Linked DNA regions of Mus musculus: regions 1 and 3 are each linked to region 2. Evidence: chromatin loops called from intact Hi-C (ENCODE). Cell type or tissue: left cerebral cortex. All regions are shown on one strand.

Region 1 (8,000 bases), 92 kb before region 2:
CTCTAAAACAAGGGGAGCTCCTGGCATTGTGGCTAATGAAAGCGAGCCATCTAGCACACCCTGTATAAGAAATCTATGATGTTAAAAAAAAAAAAAAAAAACAAAAAAAAAAAACAAAAAAAAAAAAACCATGTTGGAGAACGATACTTAAAAATGTGGTTCCTTGCTTCCTCTGTTTTTGAGAAAGGTGTTGAACATCCACAGACTAATAATTGTCCCTATACTTGGTTTTCCTCCACCTCTAAGCATTTGCTTGTACATAACTGCTCAAAATAAAGAATATTTTCCCCAAATTTCTCCATTGTAGCATTTAATTGCTATTGCTGTGCAACAAACTACCAAAATTTCAAGGCTAACACATACCTCCTCCTGTTTTTAAGGGTTCACCAACTCCATGGATCAGAACTTTGGTCAGGCACCTACCAGAGGGCTAGAGTGACTTCTAAATGCACCACTGGCCAAAGCAGTCACAATCCCCCTTGCGTTGCACTCCGGGCTTAGGAATGGTAAAGTTGTTCTGTGGAAGAGCACATGGGCTGGGAGGTACCATTACTCACTTTCAGAAAATAAAATGTATGTGGTCAGAAGTTGTAGCCAAAAGAAAAGATGAGTGTTTGCTGCCGGAAGGAGGCTCCTTTCTCTTCCCCACTTTCCTGTTAGCTGACTTAGAGGAAATGACTGGAGGTGGAGGAGCCACAAAGCCAGAATTACACAGCAATGAGCTTGAATGAGCGAGGATTCTTGATCGACATTGAGGACCGCAACGATAAAATCCCATCTTAACTAGTATTCTTTGCATTTTCTGCTGAGCAGTAGGGAGAAACATGATAGAAATACATCTTAGATTATTGGATCTGCAAAACATTTCGGTAGAGAACTTGACTAATACTGTGTTCCATATGGCCTCATGTGAAGACCACATTTTTCTGAGTTTATTTCTTATACACCACACAATTACAATTTAGAAGTATGTTATTTTAAAAAAAACACACACCAGTATTATTATTATGAGGTTAAGAAACTGAACTTGAGAAATGAATTCCCTTATGAAAAAAAAAGATAAATAAACATTGTAAACAAATGGGTAAGAAGCAATTTTTAAAAAATAAAACGAAATGATATTTTTGATTTCTAGGTTTTGGGTTTCGTGAGTCACATATTTTCCTTATGTGTGGGCAGAAAGGTAAGTGAGAACAACTAAGGAAATAAAATAAAACTCAATAAATAAATAAAACTTAAGAATAAAATAAAACTCAAGTGAGTTTGCACTTGGACTGCTTTACAATGAAATGGGCATCGTAGAAAATAAAGTATGCATATTTATACAGCGTTTAATTTGGCAAAAGATAAATTTTTCTGTTTCAAAATTCTCAGAATAGGCTCGTTTTAAAGACAAGGGTTTTCTTTAAAAAGCACAAATGTGTAGTTCTCTTTTCCTTTTTATTGCTATATTCAAATTTTGGAGATTTAATTGAAGTGACGCAAAGTGTCAGGAAAGGTTTTAAAAATAAGCAACAAGAGGCTAATCAGGTAACACACCCTTAGTTGTCTGTCCAGCTGCCCTGACTACCCTGTATCCTGTCTTGAAGGATCAACTAACTTTGTTAAGTGCTACACAATAAATGCGGCCTTTGTCTCAGTAACCAGTAGGAAATGTACTAAGCAGAGTGTGGCAGAGCATCTGTAAGGCAAACCATCACAGCCACGAGGCTAAAAGGCGGAATTAAAGAAAATTTTGTGACAGACAAGTGGCAGCATCTCTTTTATCCAGAAGAGAACCAGTAGGGCTGTGCGACTAACAAAAGACACCACGCACGTTTCTCTTGGGGTTGGATTCTAGGAAAAGGAAAAGCCACCAAGGTGGAGGCTGAAGTTTCAGCAGGAATTGCGCCGCACCAACTCTGCGTGGGACAGGGAGAAAGGTGCGTGGGATTCGCTCAGGGAGCTCAGGTGGAGCGCGCGGCCTCAGCCCCACGCCCCAGGCTCAGGCTGCCTCCACCCTGGGGCCACTTGAGAGGCGGCAGTGCTCCCGCCCGCCGGGTTGCCATGGTTTCCGGGGATCACGTGGGCGCGCGGGCGGAGGCGGGGCGCCGGGCGGGGGGCGGCGCAGCGGCGGCGGGAGCAGGAGCGGGAGGAGCTGGAGATGCTGCCAACCCTCCCCGGGCTGTGCTCGCTCTGCTGCTGCCGCCGCACGGAGCAGCCTCGCCGGGGGCCCAGTGCGCCGCGCTCGCAGCCGGTAGCGCCCGGGGCGCTCGCTCGGGAGCCGCGCAGCCCGAGACCGGACCGCGGATAGGGGGCGAGGGCGGCGTCCAGGCGCCTCGGCGTGCACGGGCAGGATGAGCATCGAGATCCCCGCGGGGCTCACGGAGCTGCTGCAGGGCTTCACGGTGGAGGTGCTGAGGCACCAGCCCGCCGACCTGCTGGAGTTCGCGCTGCAGCACTTCACGCGGCTGCAGCAGGAGAACGAGCGCAAGGGCGCCGCGCGCTTCGGCCATGAGGGCAGGACCTGGGGGGACGCGGGCGCAGCCGCCGGGGGCGGCATCCCCAGTAAGGGTGTCAACTTCGCCGAGGAGCCCATGCGCTCCGACTCCGAGAACGGCGAGGAGGAGGAGGCCGCGGAAGCAGGGGCGTTCAACGGTGAGGACCGGCCCCCTCGCGCCCTGAGCCCCGGCCGCCGCGTCCGCCTCACTCTCGAACCCCGCCTCGCTCTTGAACCCCGGGCTGAGCTCCCCACCTTCCCCGTGCTCTCCACCTTCCCATTACGCCCACCCCCTCAGCACCCATTTCGGTCGCTCCCACTCGCCCACCTTCCTACTCAGCTCTCTTGTCATGCCCTCCCTTTCTCTGGAGGTGGGGAAAGGAGAGGTTGCGCTCCCGCTGCCCCTCTGTCACCTCTCTTTCCGGGGCGATTTAGGGTGGGCATCTTGCTGGATCGTTAACTTTCCCGTGGTTGGAGATGTCTCAGGCTCCGGGAGTACCATTGTGCATGAAGGGCGCTTGGCGGCCTCTTTTCAGCCCTTTAGATTTATTAATGGAGTGTTCTGGGAGAAAGGGCGAAGCATGTAGGACTCAGTGAGAAGAGTGTGAAATCGGACTCGCTGAGGTAAAACAAATTAACGATAATAGCTGTGACATTCTTGGAATACGAATAATTTATTTTCCAGTTTTTCCAATACCATGTGGTGGCGATATTTTTGGACATATAACAAAGGAGCATATTTAGCCTGATACCTAGGGGGTCTTTGGCATGAGGAAATAGGCCAATGATTTTCTTTCTTTAAAAAAAAAGATACAAAACATATATTGAATGATTTTGATGTTCTTTTTAAAGTGTGTGGAAAAAAAAATAACACCATGGGAAGTTCTAAGAGCTTTGTCAGTTGTCTTAATGAAAAGCCAGCCAGCATCTAAGGACCACGCCAGACACTGAAGCTAGAGAGAATGAATGGGAGAGAAAGGGATTGTTTTAAATAGCTGCTTTTGGCGAGTCCCACCCCTTATGCTTCCCACCTCTCCCTGACACACCAGACACACATGCGTGTTTACACAATATGACCAAACCCCAGGTTTTGCAGGAGCCCGGGCTGAAATGCCGTGGTGTGCAAATGGACAAGTATTTTCCTTGGTGGTGTGAGGCGAGCATGCATGCAGCTTTTATTTGTTGATGCTGCTGGTGTGGGATTTGTGTGTCCACAATGCCTTTCACACAGTGAAAACACTAAAGGGCCATTCACTTCATTTCCCTTACGCCCTCCTCCCAGGAAGATTTTCATTCCTTTGTAGAATTAATTATATGTTGAATGGGTTATAAAATTAATGCATTCTTAGCTTGTTTAAAACACACAAACCCTGGATGTTAGTGCTCTGTGAATGTGAAAGATTGCTATTTAGATTTTTAATTTGGGACATTTGGGTGCTTTGAGAATAGGGTAATCATAGTTTTAATTGTTCCCACACCAAATCAGATGCTTGTCTCACTAGGAAGGGGAACTAGACAGCATCTTACACAGATGGTATAGAAAGGACAGTGACGTCTAATACTTGTATGCACACACATTTGTGCACATGCTATGTGTCTGTGGCATGGGGATGCAAGCGCAGGCAAGCAATGCACAATGGAAAAGGGGACTAGTGTCCTGAATGGGAGGCACCAAGGAGAAGGGAGGCTTGGGAGAGCCTCTGTGCTCTTTGGAATACAGTATTAATACAGTCAAACCTAATTATATCTAATTCTCTTGAAGCACTTTGCTTTGGTTTAATTTCTCCTTGCAAGAATGTGTATCTTGCACATTGGAAGAAAGAAGTGCTTTTGTAATTTTTATGAAGCTTTCTATTCCCCAAGTCATCTTTTCTATAAAAATCACTCAAGGTCAGTTGTAATAAATGCTTAACCAGTTGCCTTTTAACATCTCTACCTCCAGGGGTTTTAAAACTTCTTGACTATAACACAATTTGATCTTTATCCAGCAGATGTGTACGGGCATGTGCATAGCCGAAACTTTGGCATTGGTATAACCTCAATTGGGGCAATTCTCTTTTATATTTTTCTAACCCAACACTTTAATTATGTTAGATGTAAAGTGTGTTGAGAATCGGTTTAAAAAAGAACTGTGAGCTACAAAACGCTTGTCAAACTGTTTTTGTGGATGGCCTTTCAGACTTTGTGGGCATCCTATCATCTGGGTCTTCTTCTTTTTAAACAGCCCTTTAAACAAGTACACTCTATGGAGCTTGAATTTGTACAAGGCCATGATGTATCCAAACCTGATCATAGGGAATAAATATATATGTGTGTGGGGGGGTGTGCATGTGTGTGTGTGTGTATATGCACACACAGACACATCAAGATAGAGTCATCATTTATGGAAAGTTTGTGGAATTGACTGAAAACCCACAAACCTATTAAGGTTCTGTCTGTATGCAGGAGAATGCTGAAGAAAACCCAGCAGGCACTGGGCAGTTCTCTTGGCACAGTAGAGAAAGAGTAAGTGTTGGATGACAACAGTCCCTGTGGTACAGCACAGCATTGCAGGATCAATGACTTTACATTTCACATGAAGCTTGAAGCTTGATTCAGAAATATCATGATCTAGTACCCTTCTTAAGGAGCTTTTATGAATAGGTAAGACACAGGCTTGCTTATTTTCTTTTCTTCCTTATTTATTTATTTTTTTCCGGTCAACAAACATCTCTGGTTTCTCTGGTACCCACAGTTCCCTGATCATACTTTGAAAGCCATTAGTCAATGGATCATGATGACCATAATGTGTCTCGTCTTATTAGTGGTTAGAGAAAGGGCTGCTATTTGTTGACATCTGTGGTGTGCTAGGTCCTCCGTGAAAGCCTCCGTTCATCATCTCAGCTGCATGGGGGCTCTAATGAGACTGTCATTTACTTCGTGTTTCACAGCCAGTGTGCTGCAGGTCCAGAGCTGGCACCGGCGGGCCTGACTTCATCCCTGTACTCCTGTGATTCAGGTCTATCTCCAGAAGGGGCTGAGGCACAACCTAACCTGTGCTAGCCCCCTCATGTCAAACTCTCCTTGATTCTTAATGTATTTTCTTTAAGGCTTTGAACAATTAACTCGTTCGAGGTTACATGCAGAACCCAAAGTAGCAAAACCGGGTTTTTTACATCTGTCTGGGTGACCTTGAGGCGCATATCATCAGGAAGTTCTTAAATGAGATTTATTCTGTGGGTTGACTCACTGGTTGGGTGTCCCAGGTTTTTTCCAGTGTTGGTATGGCTTTGCATGGCTGGCTCTTGTCTTATGAGTCACTTTTGTGTAAGTGATTGTATTATAATAGCTTGAGGTTAAAGGCAAGTTTTTGACCATGAAACTGGTACTTGTTAGATTCCTATAAAGACCAAGCCTGTGACCTTGGCCTCCTATAATGTGGTAGTTTAATTAGAAAGCCAGATACCTGTAGTTATTGGAAAAGCGGTCGTCTGATCCATTGTTGCAGTGGTGTGGCCAGAGATGATGCCAGATAGGTAAGGGTGGCCTTTTACTTCCTGCTTGCCTTTCGCATGATCCTTTCATTTGTTGTTAGAGTTCCTGTTTAATCTTCCATGTTCATGGTGTGTGTGTGTGTGTGTGTGTGTGTGTGTGTGACCCGATCCTGGCTTTCAGGTAACCTTAGGTGGTAGAATGCTGGTAGTTTTGGTGACTCTCTCTAGGGAAACTCCCAGAAGCTAGAATGGAGACAGTTTGGCATTTCTTTAGCCTGCCCCATCCTGTCGAGGCATATCCCTTCTCTGCAAGGGTAGTAGTATCCCTTAACTGATGGGTTTATAGTAGGCCAAATCGTTGAATCAATGTTAACTTGGGGTAAAATGAGTGGTAATTAGATAATCATCATTGTTGGATCTAGTGTTGTTCAGAATTTCTCAAGTGATTAAAAACAAAGTAAAAATAGTTCAGGTTACCCTGCTGGATTGACAAGTGGTAAAGAACAAATTACAAAGGGTCACTTGTGGAGCAGACAGTGTGGGATGAAACTTAAGCAATATATAGAACTAGTCTTCTCTGTTGCAGGGGGAAAAGAACTAAAATTAAAAATAGATACACAAGCCAGTAGAGCCTTACACAGCAAGAAGCAAGAATGTCAAAGATGTATGCATACTTGCATGCTCCTCCCCGTGTGTGTGTGTGTGTGTGTGTGTATGTGTGCGCGCGCGCGCGAGAGAGAGAGAAAGACAAACAGACAGACAGACAATACTATGTATGCACTTGCTTCCCAGGTGGCAACTGTGACTTCATTCTCTTAAACATGTGAAGTCTTTGTTGGAAAACCTTATCTCACTTTGATTTTTACAGCTTAAGGGGGTACGAAGAACACACAAGATACAATTAGATCTTTTAAAATTAATTTCATAGGTATGCATAATGCATTCTAATTACTCCGACCATCTCTCTCTCACCCCCATCACCCCCATCAGTCTCTTTCCCACATTTGTCACTTGTGGTTTTGTTTTATAACCCATTTCACTTAAGCAGGGCCATCTGTGGGGGCCTTGGTTAGAACTATGCATTGGAGCTTGATCAGGTCCCCGGGTGGTATACAACCAAAGACAACATCACCCCTTTCTCAATACCAGCTGGTTTAGCAATGGGGGGCGGGGAGGGCTTTTTATGTCTTTAAGGACATGTGAAATTGGAACACTAGACCTCGTGCTCATGGCATGGATTCAGAGAGTAAGGCTATCATGAGAAGAAAGGAGGCATGCAGTTTTGAGCAAGCGTTCTTTACTTCTGATACATGTGAGGACTAAGAAGCTCCCACGGTAGCACCTTAACAGTGGAAGCCTGTCCGAAATGGTTCCTCTGATTTCCTACAAGCCAGATGGTGCAAGCAGGAAAGGGTAGTCTGCTGGCTTCACCAGAGCATGCAAGAACCTTCTCAGCTGGCTCCTTTTACCTGTGGAGTTCACAGTTGCTCTAGGGAATCCCTGTGTGGGCTGACCCTGGCTGGCCTGGAACTCCTGTGTCAATCAGGCTGGCCTGAGCTCAGCCTGTCTCTGCCTCCCAAGTGCTGGGATTACAGGCATGCATGTCAGGCCTGCTTTACTACCTCACTAAGAACCTCTGGTGCCATGTGGCCATCAGAAGATTGGACATGAAGCATCCAGTCATTGGCTTTTGTTTCCTGATGTGTTACCAACAACACATGACAAAAGACATTTATTTTTGGCTTTCCAGTTCTTTTGTACAACAGAGAAAAATTATAACAGCCTTTTAAAATATATCAGATTAATTTTAATTTTCAGTATGTGAATGTTTTGCCTACATCAACATATATGTGCACCATATGAGTGTTTGGTGCCATCAAGGTCAGAAGGCATAGGATTCCATACTGGAGTTACAGATTGTTCCTAGCCACCATGTAAGTGCTAGGAACTGAACCCAGGCCCTCTGGAAAAGCAGCAAGTATACTTAAGCGCCGAGCCATCTCTCCAGCCTCCTAAAAGAGCCTCCTAGTGTATTTTGAAAATTTCAA
Region 2 (8,000 bases):
ACACACAGATCCCCAAAGCTCATGGGCTAGCCGGTCTGGCCAATCAGTGAGCTTGAGGTTCAGTGAGAGACCTTGTTTCCGAGATGGAGAGCAACCCAGGAAAGACATCTCACATCAGTCTCTGGCCTCTATATGCACATGTGCATCGTGCACAAGCATCCGATCACACATACGCACATACCCTCAACTAACAAGTATGAATACTGTACCACACACACATAGACACACACACACACACATCCACAGCCTTTTTCTCAACTAGATCTCTGAAGTAAGTAGTGTAGTCTGTAAACCAGTGATTTTCAGAGTGACCAACTGAAAGTCACAACTGGGAACTTCTTAGAAACATCCCAGGCATCCCAAGAGCTCCTGCACCAAGAACTCTGGAAACGGGGCACAGCAAGCCTATACTGGCAGGAGCCTTCCATGTGATTCTGATGTGTGCTGCACTTTGAAAAAGCATGGGAAAAGAGCGAAGGAAGCAAGCAAGCAAACAACAACAACAAACAAACCAGTTCTCTTGGTAGTGGTATTCAATGATTGGCATTGTAGAGTAAAATACCTGTTCTTTTCATTTCCGATACTGGAAAAAAAGTCTTGCCGGGATTCTACACAAATCTGACCATTGTCTTTGGGTGGGACATGGATGCTAGGATGGACTGAGCATTCCTAATCCAGAAACTCAAAGCTTGAAATGCCCCCAATCCAGAACTTTTTTGAGCACCAACATGATTCCACAACTATAAAATTCTATACCTCCCCTACTATTACAGGTCAGTCAAAATGCAAGGCGTATTACACTTCTTATACTTTACCTTTAGACCATGTATATGAGATATATATGAACTATGAAGTTCATGTTTAGACCTGAAACATGCTCCCAAGCTTCTTCGTTAGGATTTCTCAGGATCTGGGCAGTTGGGAGTGGGGAGGAGGGGGGAGAGTGGGCGGTGGGTAGGTGGGGGGTGGTCTCAGGTATTTCAGACAGGAGATTCTCAGGCTGTATCTTTAAATAAAGTCTGAATGGTAGAAATTCTGTTAAGTGTTGGTTCACAGACATTTTTGGCTGAGGCGCTAGAGGAGCTGTGTGGGTTCTTTCACCAGGTAGCAGAACGCAGAGCTGAAGGGCTAACAGCTCACTCTGGCTTTAAGGTGGGGTTCTCAGTCTTTGTTTGGTAAGCTTGCAGACCCCCCTGGGAACCCACTTACCTAAACCCTGCAGATTGCACATGTGGGATCTCAGGTGAGCCTGGACTTGTTTGGAGTCAGCTCCCAGGAGGTGTCCACACTGCCTGGCGTCACACGTCACCTCAGGCCACCCGGACGATTGTTTGGGACACCAAACAGTACATCCCGTGTTCATGAAACGCAGGTGTTAGGTTTCCCCCTCAGCTCTTTGTAGAAGAGGTTGTAACTGTCCGGTTCCAGAGGGTTGCTGAGTTACAGAGTGTACCATTCATCTCAGCCTTTGACTCATAAAACATCTCCCTCGAAAGAAAAAAACAAGATACTTCAAGCTTCTTTTTTATTGGAGCCAAGTAGTCATTGTATGCCTATTAAATGAGTCATTTTTATAAGTTATGGGATTGAAAAAAATGGAGATTCTTTCACGTAGAAAGAACCACACCCCCGAGTATGTTAAGGATGCCTTAAAACTGACAGAGGAGCCGCATCGGAGCAGACATCTCTGTGCAGGAAGGACTCAGAGTGTGGGGTGGGAGGGGTGTGGGGCCAATCTTGTTTCCATCATGACTTGCTTGATACAGAAGGGGTACCCTAAAAGTCCCACTGGAGTTGCCAGTCAGGGTGTCAAAGAATAATTAGGTGTCTTCACACATCCTTAGTTCAAGATCACATATTTTCAGATTGCCCCCCAAGCCTGGATGGTTTCAGCCCTGATGCTAATGGTAACCAAGGTACAAGGGCTCGGAGTTTTTGTGTGCACAGTTCTTAAACTTCTAAGAAAAATTTCAGAGATTTCTTTTGGTGCTTTATCCATGTTATTGACATTTATAAACAGTGATAGTTTTTGAGGCATGCATAAGTGCAATATCTTGAAAATTATAATGAGCATACTTTCATCATATTTGAAACTTGCTTTTTAAGAATAATTTGTATACCCAGTCACTTCTAGGGGAAGTTGAGGCAGAGTGGAAATGTTAGAATCCCACAGCCTGCAGCCTGCCCAGTGGTTGTAAGTGCTGGTGTAAAGAGAAGCAGTTGGCAGAGAGGAATCTTCATCTTAGAGCCTCACTCTGGAAATAGCACCCTGCAGCTCTTAGCCCTGAGAGATTAGCTGAAGTCGTGGCCACACCAGTGACTCAGAAAGGCCATTGTGGAGGTGACTGGGAATAAAGCTTTTGAAATTGGGCTTCCTGGATTTGTTCAGTCACAGTGGTTTGTGAAATGGCAGGCAGTTAATAGACAATTCTTCCTGAGATACACAATTCATGATTTATTTCTAAATGGCTAAACTATTTCAGGCCTTCTCTGTTTTAACAACAACAAAGGTCTGTCTTTAAAATGTACCTGCTTCCCAAATCTGACTGTATATGACAATCACATGGGACACTTTTATAGATATAAATTATTTCATCAGACATGTAGCGATTTTGATTAACCAACGTCTTTAGTTTTAAAAATTATCTCAGCAAGTTCTGAGACAGGCTTCAAAAGAACTCAGTATTTTTGTGAATTAACTCATAAAATTTAGAAATATGCTTTATTATATTTACTTTTTATTTTGTGTACTGGGGGACCCAGATGTAGAGGTCACTTGTGCCCTGCTGACTGAAGGCAGGCCATTAGGCTTGACAGCTGGCGCCAAAGCACAGCTGGCATCTAAACCAACTCTGGAAACAAGATGTTTAACTTCCTAGTGTCTCATTCTGCCTGGCTGTTAGCACAAGCCACCAAAGATGGCGCAGGCATCGACATCTCACTGATCTGGGGGTTGAGAACTCTTAAGATTCAGGCACAAGAACTTTGGTGCCTGGAAGAGGGCCAGCTCTTAGATGTCCTCATTAGTGGGAGGGGCAAGGCAGTTCTCAAGGGTCTTTTATGAGAATTATCTAATTCTATGACAACTCCACACTCGTGGCCTAATCACCTATTAAGGCCTACTCCAAGGACCATGCTGAGGGTTAGGATTGCAACACACGGACTTGAGGATGGACACATTCAGTTCACCATGGCTAGAGTTATATCTGTCGTATATTGGCATAACAAAGTATTGATTAAGTAATATCCAGTTTTAATTTTACTAAAATGGTATCATTATTCACTGGTGTATGCCAAACTATGTGATTATGGGATATTTACATAAGAATGAAAACATCTTATGAGAATTTCTGGAACATAGCTTTATGAGATGCTTTGTGTAAACATTTTTGTCATTCCTAAATTAAGTTCTGCATTTTCTGAGATCATAAAAATATGAAACAATTAGACTGTAAACGTGGTAAATTCTGGGAAAAGACCTCAGCCAAGAATACTGTTTGCTTGTACTTTCACATTTTCAAAAGGAAAATTATGATATTATATGGGTATAAAAAAGAGCCTAATAAAGAATGAATTCTTTCTGGATTAATTCTTTTCACAGTAGTGTTTCTTGTAGATTTCGTTTCCATGCATGTATACTTCAAGAACATGGGAGCCAGTACCTTTATTTCTGTGTCTTTATGTCTTACTGAAGTAGATATTTAAGAAAATAATACTACAAAGAATACACTCCCAGACTGAGTCTGTCCTATTTCGTTTTTTATATAAAAATTCAGATCTTGTCCTGTCTACTTAATTGAATTTGTTACCCTGCCATCTACAGGGAGGCAACGGTACTGGGATTTTTTTTTTTTTATAGGGTGACAGTGCCTCCTTGTGGACTCTGTCTGAATCAGTGGTTTCACCCTTTAATATCATGCTTTAGGTTGTAGTGATCCCTAATCCTAACATGATTTTGTTGGTACTTCATAACTATAATTTGCTACTGTTATGAATCATAATGTAAATATCTCATATGCATCCCCTGTGAAAGGGTTGTTCAAACCCCCAAAGGGGTTGTGGCCCACAGGTTGAGAATCACTGGTCTAAATGCTACTTTTTCTAAGAAAAAAGAAAGAAAATTTTATATGGTTTTATAGCAAATTTTGTGTCTAAAGAAATAAAAATATGTAATTTTTTATTAGTTGATTATAATTATGCTATAATCTTTTACTTCTGAAGTCTTTAGTTACTGTGTATGCCTTGTAGGGATTCCTTGTTCCAACGGTAACTCCGTTTGTATTTGCTGTGCTCTCTTTAGGACAGGGTGACCTTCAGGAGAATAATTGTAAAAAACAATGCCAAAAAGAGGAAGATGTACGAGAGCTTTATCGAGTCCCTGCCGTTCCTCAAGTCTCTAGAGGTGAGCTGAGCTGTCACTCTGCTGTGCTGGCTGCTTTGCTAGGAAGCACTCGTGTCCTGAAAAGTTCTTGTGACCGTCTTGTGAGGCTAGCCATGCTGGGAACCTGAGTTTAATCCCCATATGAAGGTGGGAAATGTCTCCTGATCTCCACACAGAGTGTGTGTTATAGTACCCTAAGAAATAACGATAATGAAGGTGGTAATAACGATAACAAGAGTTTTAAAGTATATTATATTTTACTATGAAAAGAACAGATGGCGATATAAGATTTTTACTGCTATTTCTTTTACTACATGTAACAACATTTTATCCTGCTTTTTGGAAATAAGGCTCTTTTTTGGACTTTATAGCAAGTCTACAGGAGCTGTTTATCAGATAACAAGTGTAAGCAGGTCAGCATCCACTCGGTTTTCTCCCCACTAGCACTCATGTGTCGAAAATCATCTCTACCCTGTCTTCAGAATATCTTCAGCATCCAATCATTTTGTTAACTTCACCAGCCCCACCTTCTGTCCGTATCTTCATTGCCTCCTGTATGACTTTTATCAGCCACCTACAGAAGAATCCTTTTAAGTTCCAGATCAGGGCAGTCTTGCTAACAACCTTCCCAGGACAGGATAACTTTGAAGAAGGCCACCGAGGTCCCTTGTCTGTACCTCTCAGACAACTTTGCTAACTGCTGCACTTCCACCCTGCCATAGACATTAGCTTCCTGCTGTTGCATACGCATGCCAGCCCTCCCTTCAGATCTATGCATGTGCTGTCTGCCTAGGACAGCCTCCCCCACAACTCCATGGCTTCTCCATGAATCTCCTTCATTTCTTAGCTCAAATGCCTCCTCAGTGAGACCACCTGTTTCTTATCTTTGAAGGTTCATGAAAGAACCGTTACCTTACAAATTCGGCTCTGCCAAAATTCATTGTGAAAGTGCTTTTCTAGACATTTTATAATAGATAAAGCCTCATATTTGAACTCTCTTGAAAGCGATTATAGAGAACTAGGTACATGTTCCCATGGTGTCGTAAAATAGCAAATGTTGGCGTGGTCGTGTCTCTGTGAGTCGCCGGTTTATGCCTGGGAGAAACTTGGCCATGTTGTGGAATGCGCAGACAGCTGATCTTCTTTAGAAACTCCTGTCCTCAAATAGAATGTATCAGGGAGGTAATCCAGTCAGATAGAGCCATGTGACGTGACAGAAAGCAACCCAGGAAGGGACTTTGGCAAATCGGAGAACATGTGCTCCCTCTAAGGGAACAGCTGCCATTCCACCATAGCTTTACTGCTGCCATATGGAAATTTGGGCTGGGGGTTGGCTGAGTCTTCTGGTATTTTACAGGAAACTAGAAATACGATTTTGTCTACTTCAGGATTCTAGCAGTTAATGTAGCAACTACACAAGGGAAAACAGTTGGGTTTATTTAACTATGTAGGCCGTCCCTTGTAAACATGTAAACCAGGTAAGGCTACGTGATTGGTCGGTGTATTATCAGGCTTCCCCAGAGGAACAGAGTTTATATCATACATACATGCATGCCTGCCACTTATTAGAGTGGCTTATAGGCTGTGCTCCCACAAGTCCAACAAAGCCTGTCTCCTAATGGAAAGTGCAAGAATCCAATAGTCCACTAGGATGGGTATCTCAGCTGGTCTTGAGTATACTCTAGAATCCTGAAGAAGTAGGCTCTAATGCCAGGCTGGGAATGGACTTGCTAGTGTGAGAGAGTGAAGGCAAGCAGGCAGAGGGAGCAAGAGCTTCCTTCTTGCACGCCCTTTATTTAGGCTGCAGCAGAAGCTGTGGCCCGGGTGAAAGGTGGATCTTCCCAGCTCAAAAACTGGATTAAAGATGCATCCTTCCACCTTAAAAATCTGGATTAAAAACGGGTTTTCCCATTTCAAGTGACATAAGGGAAAATAATCCCTCCCAGGTGTTTCCAGCCTCTTGGGTTTTAGTTAATTCCAGATGTAGTTAAGCTATAACCAGAAATAGACACCACAGTCTCTAACACGGTGCTCTTCTTTGTAGGTTTCTGAACGCCTGAAGGTGGTGGATGTGATTGGCACCAAAGTTTACAATGATGGAGAGCAGATCATTGCTCAGGTACGGTACTGAGCTGCCATTCCTTTAGGCTTACATTCCAGAAGGTTCAACTTTGTTTTCATAATTGGTACGCAGTATTAGATTAAATGAATATTTCTTCCACCAGACAACTTATCAAAAATGCTTTTGCAGCTGGTAAGTAATCTGGATGTTTTTGTTTATATAATTTATTTCTAATGACTGTGCATTAAACCATTACCTAGCTGAGTAGTTTGCAGTTTGTAACATGAAATCCGCATGTATAGTGGGAGTAAGATGTCTTGTGTAAGAGGGAAAAGTGGGGGCTATTCCATGAAATTACCAAGAACCCAGGTCCACAGGCAGATGAGTTTTGCGTGATTAGCTCTTGAGATCTGCTTCCAGATAACACTCACCAGAAGGAGTTCACATTGTACCATGTGCAAGCACTGAATGCATTAATAAGAATCCCCTCTAACCCTCATGTTTTTCTGAACTCCCAGTGGGCGCCAGTTGTATTACAGTACCTGCTAGCCAGAGAGCTCGTAGAAAGTAGGCTGTATAGACAGTTGAAGGGTGCGCATGAATGAGTGGGTTTCTAACGAGAGTTCATGCAAAAACCAGGAATACTGGGGGTGTACGTAGAGAAGGCGCCTTTCGTTCCCAGCAGTCTTTTCAGAGCCGGAAGTACACTGTCATAGACTGACATGTCAGCTTGGTGCCTGAAGGCCGTAAAAGCTCATCTATTGCTTCCGAAAGCTCCCAGTTGCTTTTGCTCCTGGCAAGTCTCTGTGCTAGTGCTAGTTGCCTTGGGTGGACACAGTGCTACTTTCCTAGGATTGCGGAATGACTGACGTAGCCTGCTGGTGGGAGGGGCTGCTGGGACACACAGCAGGGAACACAGAATGACTGACATAGCCTGCTGGTGGGAGGGGCTCCTGGGACACACAGCATCTGCTATCCTTTCTTGTAAACTGCTCAGCACAAAATTTTGAGGTTACTTGCCATATTTTCTGGTAGAGAATGTATTATTTCGAATGCCTAAGAAGTTACTGTAGAATTATCGTAACCTCAGGATGTAGTCTGGTCTATGACTTCACTTTACGGACTGGAACCTGTAGGCTGGCTTCAAAGGCATGATTTCAGAGATGCTGTGGAACTTGAACATTCACCCTGCATTTTTGTTTTAATAGGGAGATTTGGCAGACTCTTTCTTCATTGTAGAATCTGGAGAAGTGAAAATTACTATGAAAAGAAAGGTAAACAGCCCCCAAATTCCTCATATCCACAAGGAAAATATGGATTTTTTTTTTTAAAAAAGAACGATCTCAGACTTCAATGTAACTGACTTGTTGGCTCCTTAGGGACACTATGCCCCTCCTTAGAATTGGGAACAAAACACCCATGGAAGGAGTTACAGAGACAAAGTTTGAAGCTGAGATGAAAGGATGGACCATGTAGAGACTGCCATATCCAGGGATCCACCCCATAATCAGCATCCAAACGCTGACACCATTGCATACACTAGCAAGATTTTATTGA
Region 3 (8,000 bases), 180 kb before region 2:
ACTAAAGCTCCTTCTCTCTTTCTCATGCTTATTTTTAAGGTCCTTACATGCAATTTCCTACCTTCTCTTTGTCTGACTTCTTGTACTTTATTATTAGCAGATTTTTAAAATAATCAGAGCTTTCTGAAGATCTGAAGCAAATGACTGCAGTATGGCGGGAAGGGACTGACTGAGAGGGCAGATCTGGGGTGGAAGGGTCTATAGTAGAAAAGAATAGAAGGCATGCCTGTCTGTAATCCCAATGCTTAGGAGGTGAAGGCAGGAGGATTATGAGGTTTGAGACTAGCTTGGACTACATAGTAAGACCCTGTTCCAAAAAGCCAAACACAAGCTGGGTGTGGTGGTGCATGCCTATAATTCCAGTACTTGGGAGGTAAAATCGGGAGGATCAGAATTTCAGGATCATCTTTATCGAGAAAGTGAATTGGTGGCCTGCCCTGCCAACAACAGCTAAGGACAGTTGTATGTCTCTCTTTAGTTGGGGTTGTGTTGATAACATTTGTGTCACTGTGACCAAGTGCCTAACAGAAGTAGTTTAAGTGAAAATGGGATTGTTTTAGACTAACGGTTTTTTTGGATTTCCACCCATCCCAGAGGTGAAGTCATGGCAACAGGACAGCTCAACCCAAGGCAACAGGAGCGTATAGCCAGGTCCCTCATATGATGGCTATACCAGGAAGCAATGGAAAGGCCAGAACCAAAGACCTGCTTCCACTGGCCAGATCCTGCCTTCTAAAAGCTCCACAGGTTTCAAAATAAGCCAGAAGCTGAGGGCTAAGCATTCAAAACATAAGCCTGTGGGAGATATTTTAAGATTTAAACCATAAAAGAATTCTATCCTTTTTCCTGTCTTCCACCCAGAATATTTAGATAGTGGTCTGTCCATGGGTTGGAATTTAATATTAAATGGCCTCAGAAAGCTCTTCTAGAAAGTTCGGGCCTGGCTGGCTCTCCATTTCCTAAGACTCAATAATAGATAATGGAGCTATTGCGTGTTATTTTAGTTCAGTAAGAGCTCATCATGTTGAGAGGCTTTCTTTAGAATAGTTCTACTTTGTGCCTCTTTCAGATCTCCGAGCTGATGGGATCCTACTTTCCCTAACATAGAGACATTTTTTTTTCTTTAAAGGAAATTCCATTCTGGCACAGTGATTACTGAACAGCATCTGAAGTGCCGTGGGGGTTAGGGTGATGACTCAGAAACAGCACCCGAGGATCTGAGACACTACTGAGACAAAGGACACAAATGACTTGGAGACAAGACATCGAGAGTATCGTCCATCAGCATCCACAGTTAGATGGTGACTTATCTCCCAAAGCTTGCCTTCTCTGTCTAGTAGTCACTGTAATGACTGCGAATTTTAATAAAATGCAAATATCAACGCCTCCACACATTGTCGGTATGGGTTCCTCCAGTTTCCGGTCTCAGTGAAGAACCCTCTAATGTTCCAGTATTCAAATCTGCTTTCCATGGGTGGAGTGTCCTCTGAGAGCAAGAACAGTGCAAAGCTACAATAAAGAGGAAACTATAAAAAGGAAGCCAGAGACTGGTGATCAAAACTCTTTCCTTAGGGTCTGTCTCTTCCTCCCTCTCCCCCTCCCTCTCTGGAGGCTTCCCCTGCCACCCTGAACCAATAGTTTCTCTCCTTTCCCCAACTCCATCCCTCCTGTGCTTCTCACCCCACCCCCCACGGCATCTTCGACATGAGGCACTGTAAACTGAAATAATCAATCAATGCCTTAGAATGTGTGAGCCCTGTGAGCAAAAGTTCTGTCTGATCTGTTTCTATTCGGAGTCTAGTCTAGAGCCAGCCTGTAGAAACTCTTAGGTGAATGGCCTGTCCCACTTTGGTCACAGCAGGTAGGTACAGTCTTGCTTCCCACTAACCAAATCTTATTTTCTTCCCTCTAACTTTGAGGATCCTTATGTCTAAATCTTGAATCCACTAAGATCTTTCCCAATGCACGCTCCATTTTATCATTCTAGTCTGTTCGTCCTGTCCAGTCTTCTCTCTCCTTGTTTCTGTCGTATTGTTCGTCGGTGTTCACTGTCATTTGTTTCATTCCCTCAACACAGTATTGGTTTCATCAGAGTTGGTCATGTATTGTAACACCCATACCTAATACAATGAATACACATTCTTTTAAAGGTTGAAAGAATGTTCTGGAAGGCTTTGCATTTTTTTTATTAATTTCCATTTGATTGTCCATTATTCAATGCCTGGGGTCAAACTAAATGAAAGATACCCTAGCAGCAACCACACAGTTCTGCCTGTCATGTCTATATCCATATCAGAATTCTTCCTGCTCTCCTTTCCCCACAATGAGACCCGTTCTCCAAATACCCCAGCTCAGGGGTCGTTCTATGGGTAGCCAGGTTTGTCCTGTGAACCATGGCTGAACATTTGAACTAGCAGGGGAAATTTTCTTTGAGGGGTTTTAGAAGATGCTTTCAAGTAAGGACCCTCTTCCCGTGATCTGTGCTTGGATCTGATGGGAAGGGCTTTGGTCATTTCAACTGACAGCCATTCATTCTCTTATGAAGACCTGCCGTCTGAGCAATTCACCTTCAGCCTTCAGAAGACAGAGGAATACTTATGCTCTCCAGGACAGACTCTCCTGTAGTCCTCCTGGTATGCTCTCATATTTGAACCTTTACATTCTTACACTTATTTTGCCTTTATTAAAGTTAATATTTTTTACTTCTAGTAGTTCTTTGTATTGTCAATGCAAGTGTCTCCAGAGCCTTTAGCCCATTTTACATGGACCTGTGGCAGTACAGTTATCTCTATCTGGCATACAGTAGGTGCTTAATGTTCCCTTTTCTTTTCCTTTCTTTCTTTCTCTCTCTCTCTCTTTCTTTCTTTCTTTCTTTCTTTCTTTCTTTCTTTTTCTTCCTTCCTTTCTCCCTTTCCTCCCTCCCTCCTCCCCTTCTTTCTCTCTTTCTCTCTCTCTCTCTTTCTTTCTTTCTTTCTTTCTTTCTTTCCTTCCTTCCTTCCTTCCTTCCTTCCTTCTTTTTCTTTCCTTCTTTCTTCCCTTTTTAAGAGAAGGTTTGTCTAGGTGTCCCTGACTATTCTGGAACTCTCTCTGTTGACCAGGCTGGCCTGGAACTCAAAGACTTGCCTGCCTTTGTCCCCCAAGTTCTGGGATTAAAGGCATGTGCCACCAACCCACCTGGAAGTCCTTGGTATACTAGTTCTGTGATGCACTGGTAAATGTTTGTTTTATGAGTAATATTGACAAACATGTATGATTTTTGTCACTAATGCATTCTTATCTGAGTGATGAAAATTACCAGTAAGTTACAAAGCTCTTCGTTTGAGTTTATTATTTTAATGGGTTCTCTTTTTCTAGGTGCCTTTTAAATGACTTTTCCTCTCTGTTTTGTCGGTTCCCTGAGAGTTCTCCTTGCAGGTATGCCAGCGTCTCTGTCATGGTCTGTGGAGTGCCTTTGTGGGCGTCAGCAGTTGCACTTGCAGAGTCCAACCCCCAGGGGTCAGAGTTAACAAACTAGAAGTGGCTTGGACGAGTTGGCACCCACTCCCCAGCCCTCAGCTCTCTTTCTTGGAGGAGCAAGCAGTCTCTTCCCATCCAGGAGAGAATGTGGCTTTTCCTCTTTACCTAGTGATGTAAAAATGGCTCTGGATGGCCAAATTAGAAGGTAATGCTGAGCTTCTGGTGAGCCAGTTGTAGAGCCTTTTGTACAGGAGACTGCTCCTGGCTTGACAGTTTTGACATTATCTGTTTAAAGACCTTCCTAATCCTATAGCAAGAAAGTTCTTTGCTGATGTTCTAGCTTAGACCAAGCAGGTCCTATGTTCACAATCCTAATGTGCATTGCTATAGAACTAAATCATTCTTTTTTTTTTTTAAAAAAACTGATCAAACTCTCTTCAGAAAATCAATTTTTACAGAAGTACATTTGTATCTGATTTCAGCTCAGAATTATAGTAAAGGCCAAAATAATACATAATAAGATCTAATTATTGCTGGGGAATGGCTCAGTGGGTAAAGTGCTTACCGTGAAAACATAAAGACTGAGTTCAGGCCCAGAATAAGTGCAAGGTGGGGTAGCACATACTTGCAATTTCGGCATGGTGGGAGGCAGAGGCAGGTGTTTCCTATGGGTCTGGTGGCCAATCAGTCTAACTGAAACAGTTAACTTCGTGAGAGCCTGTCTCAAAAAAAAAAAGGTGCAGACTTTTAGATGTTAATTTCTTCCACATGTGTCACATAAGATATCTCACGCCCTTCCCTGTATTCACACAGGCGCGCACTCACATTTGTCTGTGTGTGTGTGCATATGTGTGTGTATGTGCATGTGTGTGTCCAAACACACAAATGCTTACAGTATTAAATGTCCAAATTAATATCATCTCCCACATCCTCAGAAGAACTTTCCTATTAGAAAGTTATTTCTTCAGATTGGAGTGAATATTACCTCCTTAAGGAACAAACAAATGTCTCAGAGTTTTCTATAATCCAATTGGCTTCAGTTTTACCCGGCGGAAGGACATATACAAAAGCAAAAGCCACCACTATGGTAATGGACAATCATGAAGACTAGAGGAATTCCAACTCCCAGCAATCCCTCTGTCAGCCTAGCACAGCTTCCACCATGCAGATCATTCATCTAAGCCCTCCGCAGTCTATTCTGAAGACATAACTTCCTAAAACTCTCCTTCTGAAATCTTACTGCCATTGCATTCTTCAAGATAACAAACAATGCTTGACATTATTCTCAGCCAACTCAAAGGAAGTGCCTACCTTCCCTTGTTAGAGACGTGGAGTCCTTGTGCTTACAGATAAGCACTAGGGGACCCTGGAGGGGACCCTGGAGTGATAAGCACACAGGGTTGTTCCTTCAAAGGAAGGATGCATAACCTGATATCATCCAGAAGGCTGGGAGCAGAGGTGGTGAATAGGCTGGAGATGTTGGTGCTATCTGTGTGGCCAGATCACACAGACTCCCAACCAACAGCGGCTACTGAATACTGTTAAATGGAACCAAACTGCCTTCCTGCCTTCCGTGGATGTCTTGTAGACACAAACCATCCCGAATCCCCTCCATTCCCTCCACCCCCTCCACTCCACGCCTACACTCTTTTCCTTCTGCACAGTGGGAGACTTCACTCTTCTAAGCACACAGCTTCTCGGACGTCCTCTAGGGCAAGCTGTTCTGTATTTTGGAGGGCTGGTATTATAGGAGGGCAGAATTCTTCCGTCCCTCTTTCCAAGTCATTAACTAATCCTCCCCTTAGTCCCTCACTGTCATTCTCACCTCTGACCTCACTACACATCCACTGTAAAGTCAGCCACTTGGGTCACTATGTCCCAGCCCCTAGGACTTTCATCTCTACATTACCCACTTTTGTCACCATGCCTTGACCTCTTCTGACCACAAGCTGAGTTGAATTCATCACTTCCCTGAATTGCTGTACTTCTGAAACTGTATATACTCCAAAACTCCCTCATCCCCACATCTTGTTCCTCCAGATGTCAATACAGGTGTCATCCAATCAGACAGCAGCCGCCAGCTGGATCCCACCTGCTCCCTAACCCATCAAAATTAGTCTGTGTGCCTCTGCTGTCATTTTTCATCCTAGACTCTGCTCAGTCAACTCAATTCTTTGCCTCTGACCTGTTTCCTTGTATCCAATTCCTCACCCATTCCTGCTCCTCCCCTTCCTTCTCTCAACTCTTCCTCCTTCTGTCTTTACATCACATTTTCTTCCTGAGTGACCTCATCTACTCTCACAGTTCTGACTGCCACTAATAAACGGATGCTTTCTAAATGTCCATCTCCAGCCAGAGTGGTCCTGTAAATCCCAGAGCCACATAACTGTCTACTGGGCATTCCAAAAAGTGTTTCAAACTCAACTTGTCAAAACTGACTTACTCATCAGTCCTCTGCAGTGGGAGTGGGAAATGTGATCTTCCTCTAGTGTCCTTCGAGGGAGTGAATGGCACATCATCTCCATAATGTCTCTAAGGAAAACGGGTGGTCCTTCATGCTTTTCTTTCCTCTAGCCCCATGTGTTCTTCTCAGTTTGGCCAGTTGTACTTATTCCCAAGTATCTAAGGAACACAATCTATGAGCCTGATTCAAATCTTACATGATTACAGTTGTTGGTTGTAAACAGAAACTAGATCTCAATATTTTGGAATGTGTGTGTGTGTGTGTGTGTTCAAAGGCACACAGGCAGTTCCTTTGGAAAAACAGGAACCAGTGGCTTACAGATATAAGAAACCAAAGGAGCACCACTAACTAAGTCAGCTTCTGAAACTTGTACCTCATAAGCAATCTGCCACAGTCACCTTGGCAAGACACTCTAAATACAGTAGCCAGTAACCTCTTTTTATAAAATAGAAATCCAGTTTTATCTCTGTCCTTAAAACTCTTCACTGGATAATCAGAGTTTTCAGAATAAAACCCCTAAATCTTCAACATTCATGAACTAGCACCTGTTGACCCAACCTTTGCCCATTCATCGCCTCTCCTCCTACCTTATACCTTATACTAGCTAGGGCCCATTGAACTGAGTTCAGTTCTCCAAATGTGTAAATTCCCTATCTCCATACTTTGGTGTTTCTACCAATAACAGCAGTAAAACACAACCAAGATGGTTTAAGTGAAGAAGTACATTCAAAGGCATGGGAAGTGCAGAGTGGGATAAGAAAAGAAAGAAAGAAAGAAAGAAAGAAAGAAAGAAAGAAAGAAAGAAAGAGAGAGAGAGAGAGAGAGAGGGGGGGGAGGGAGGGAGGGAGGGAGGGAGGGAGGGAGGAAGAGAAGAGAAGAGAAGAGAAGAGAAGAGAAGAGAAGAGAAGAGAAGAGAAGAGAAGAGAAGAGAAGAGAAGAGAAGGTACACACAGTTCTCACAGGCCAGAAATGATGGTAAGTGACTACTGTCGAAGGCTGAAGGGGCAAAAGGAGAAAGTCCTGACAACAGAAGATCTGGTCTCCTAGACAGGAAGGCCCATCATTAGCACTTACTGTTGGGATGCAACTACTCCAGGACCAGGCTGCCCACCCCCACCCTGTATCCTCTCCATCTTGTCCAGTGTTCCTTCACAGGATCTCTCAGTCTGTTTAGTAGTGGAGTCATGTGTGTGACTTCTACATAATCAAAGTCTTTCCCTATGTTACCATCCCGATGCACACACACAGTATCTGGCACAGATGGCTGCCTAACTGATTTTTAAGATCATTTAAAATTACTTTTACATTTTGCTGTGTAGACTCTGAAGTCAATACACTCAGAGTCAATGTAAGAAAAGTGGGGTGTTTCAGGTAGCGCTTGTGGAGGTAATTTTAAATATAATTTTTAATGTTAGTTTATTTTTCTATGTATGTGTGTGAATGTGTGTGCACCACATGCAGGAGCCCATGGAGGCCAAAAAAGGGCACATTAGACACCATAGAAGTAGGGTTACCAGTGGTTATGAGGGACCACATGGCTACTGGGAACCTAACACAGGCTCCTCAGCAAGAACAGCCTGTGCTCTTAACCACTGAGCCATTTCTTCAGCCTCAGAGCTATTTATTGAGAGAAGAAAGCTACCACTGTGTTAGGTTCTGTCTGACTAGAAATCTCTCCCCCAAGAAAACCAGCTATATCCAGTTACAACGTAGACAGCAGTTTCCCTGACTTTTCACAGAAACCAGGGAGAACTCTATTACATAAGCCAGAAGGTGAGGGGTAGCATCTGCCTTCTCACTAGACAGATGAGAGTCCCAAAACAGGAAGCTGGCTGGAGGGAAGAAGATGGGGAAACAAAGCTTCACTGAGAATGACCAGGTGTCCCTTGGCCCCACAGCTGGCGTATGGAAATGGTGGTGACATGTCCCATAAGAAAAAAAGTAGGTTTGCCCTCTAAGAGTAAAGTTAAGCCAAGACATAAGACAAGGAAAGCTGCCAGCTCTGAGACCTATACAATATGACTGCAATCTAATGTCTTAAACTACACGTCTTGGGGGCCTAGGGAGATGGCTAAGTGGT

What was found. A loop is a pair of places that touch in the nucleus more often than their neighbours do. Peaks named below come from ENCODE experiments on the same cell type or tissue, not always from the same donor. Only the 100,000 strongest peaks of a DNase experiment are listed, where the experiment ranks them.
Region 1: a loop joins it to region 2, with 3 times the contacts of the local background. A loop is called at or near these places in 12 of 42 quality-filtered maps.
Region 3: it touches region 2 in a loop (10-fold over the local background); 38 of 42 quality-filtered maps call a loop at or near these places.

The regions. Positions count from the first base shown.
Region 1 is chr12:32,055,419-32,063,418 of GRCm38, reverse strand. Prkar2b (protein kinase, cAMP dependent regulatory, type II beta) reads left to right here and starts at 2,142. Exons shown (of 11, transcript NM_011158.4): 1 at 2,142-2,637. The coding sequence starts at 2,337. It overlaps Gm51992 (a long non-coding RNA gene), which reads left to right. Exons shown (of 3, transcript XR_003950224.1): 2 at 381-506; 3 at 1,136-1,200. In left cerebral cortex, a CTCF peak has its summit at 5,004; DNase peaks (open chromatin) are centred at 3,526, 4,038, 4,933, 5,751 and 3 more places; H3K4me3 peaks cover 4,016 bases; H3K27ac peaks cover 2,208 bases.
Region 2 is chr12:31,963,615-31,971,614 of GRCm38, reverse strand. Prkar2b (protein kinase, cAMP dependent regulatory, type II beta) reads left to right here. Exons shown (of 11, transcript NM_011158.4): 7 at 4,301-4,402; 8 at 6,426-6,500; 9 at 7,652-7,717. Among named protein-coding and RNA genes, the nearest start is that of Hbp1, 17 kb to the right of the region's middle. In left cerebral cortex, CTCF peaks have their summits at 3,653, 3,855 (motif pointing left) and 6,951; DNase peaks (open chromatin) are centred at 5,559, 6,001, 7,090, 7,322 and 2 more places.
Region 3 is chr12:32,140,212-32,148,211 of GRCm38, reverse strand. It overlaps Gm40374 (a long non-coding RNA gene), which reads right to left and starts at 4,845. Exons shown (of 3, transcript XR_872664.1): 1 at 4,768-4,845; 2 at 4,022-4,174. In left cerebral cortex, a CTCF peak has its summit at 3,471; DNase peaks (open chromatin) are centred at 1,150 and 3,491.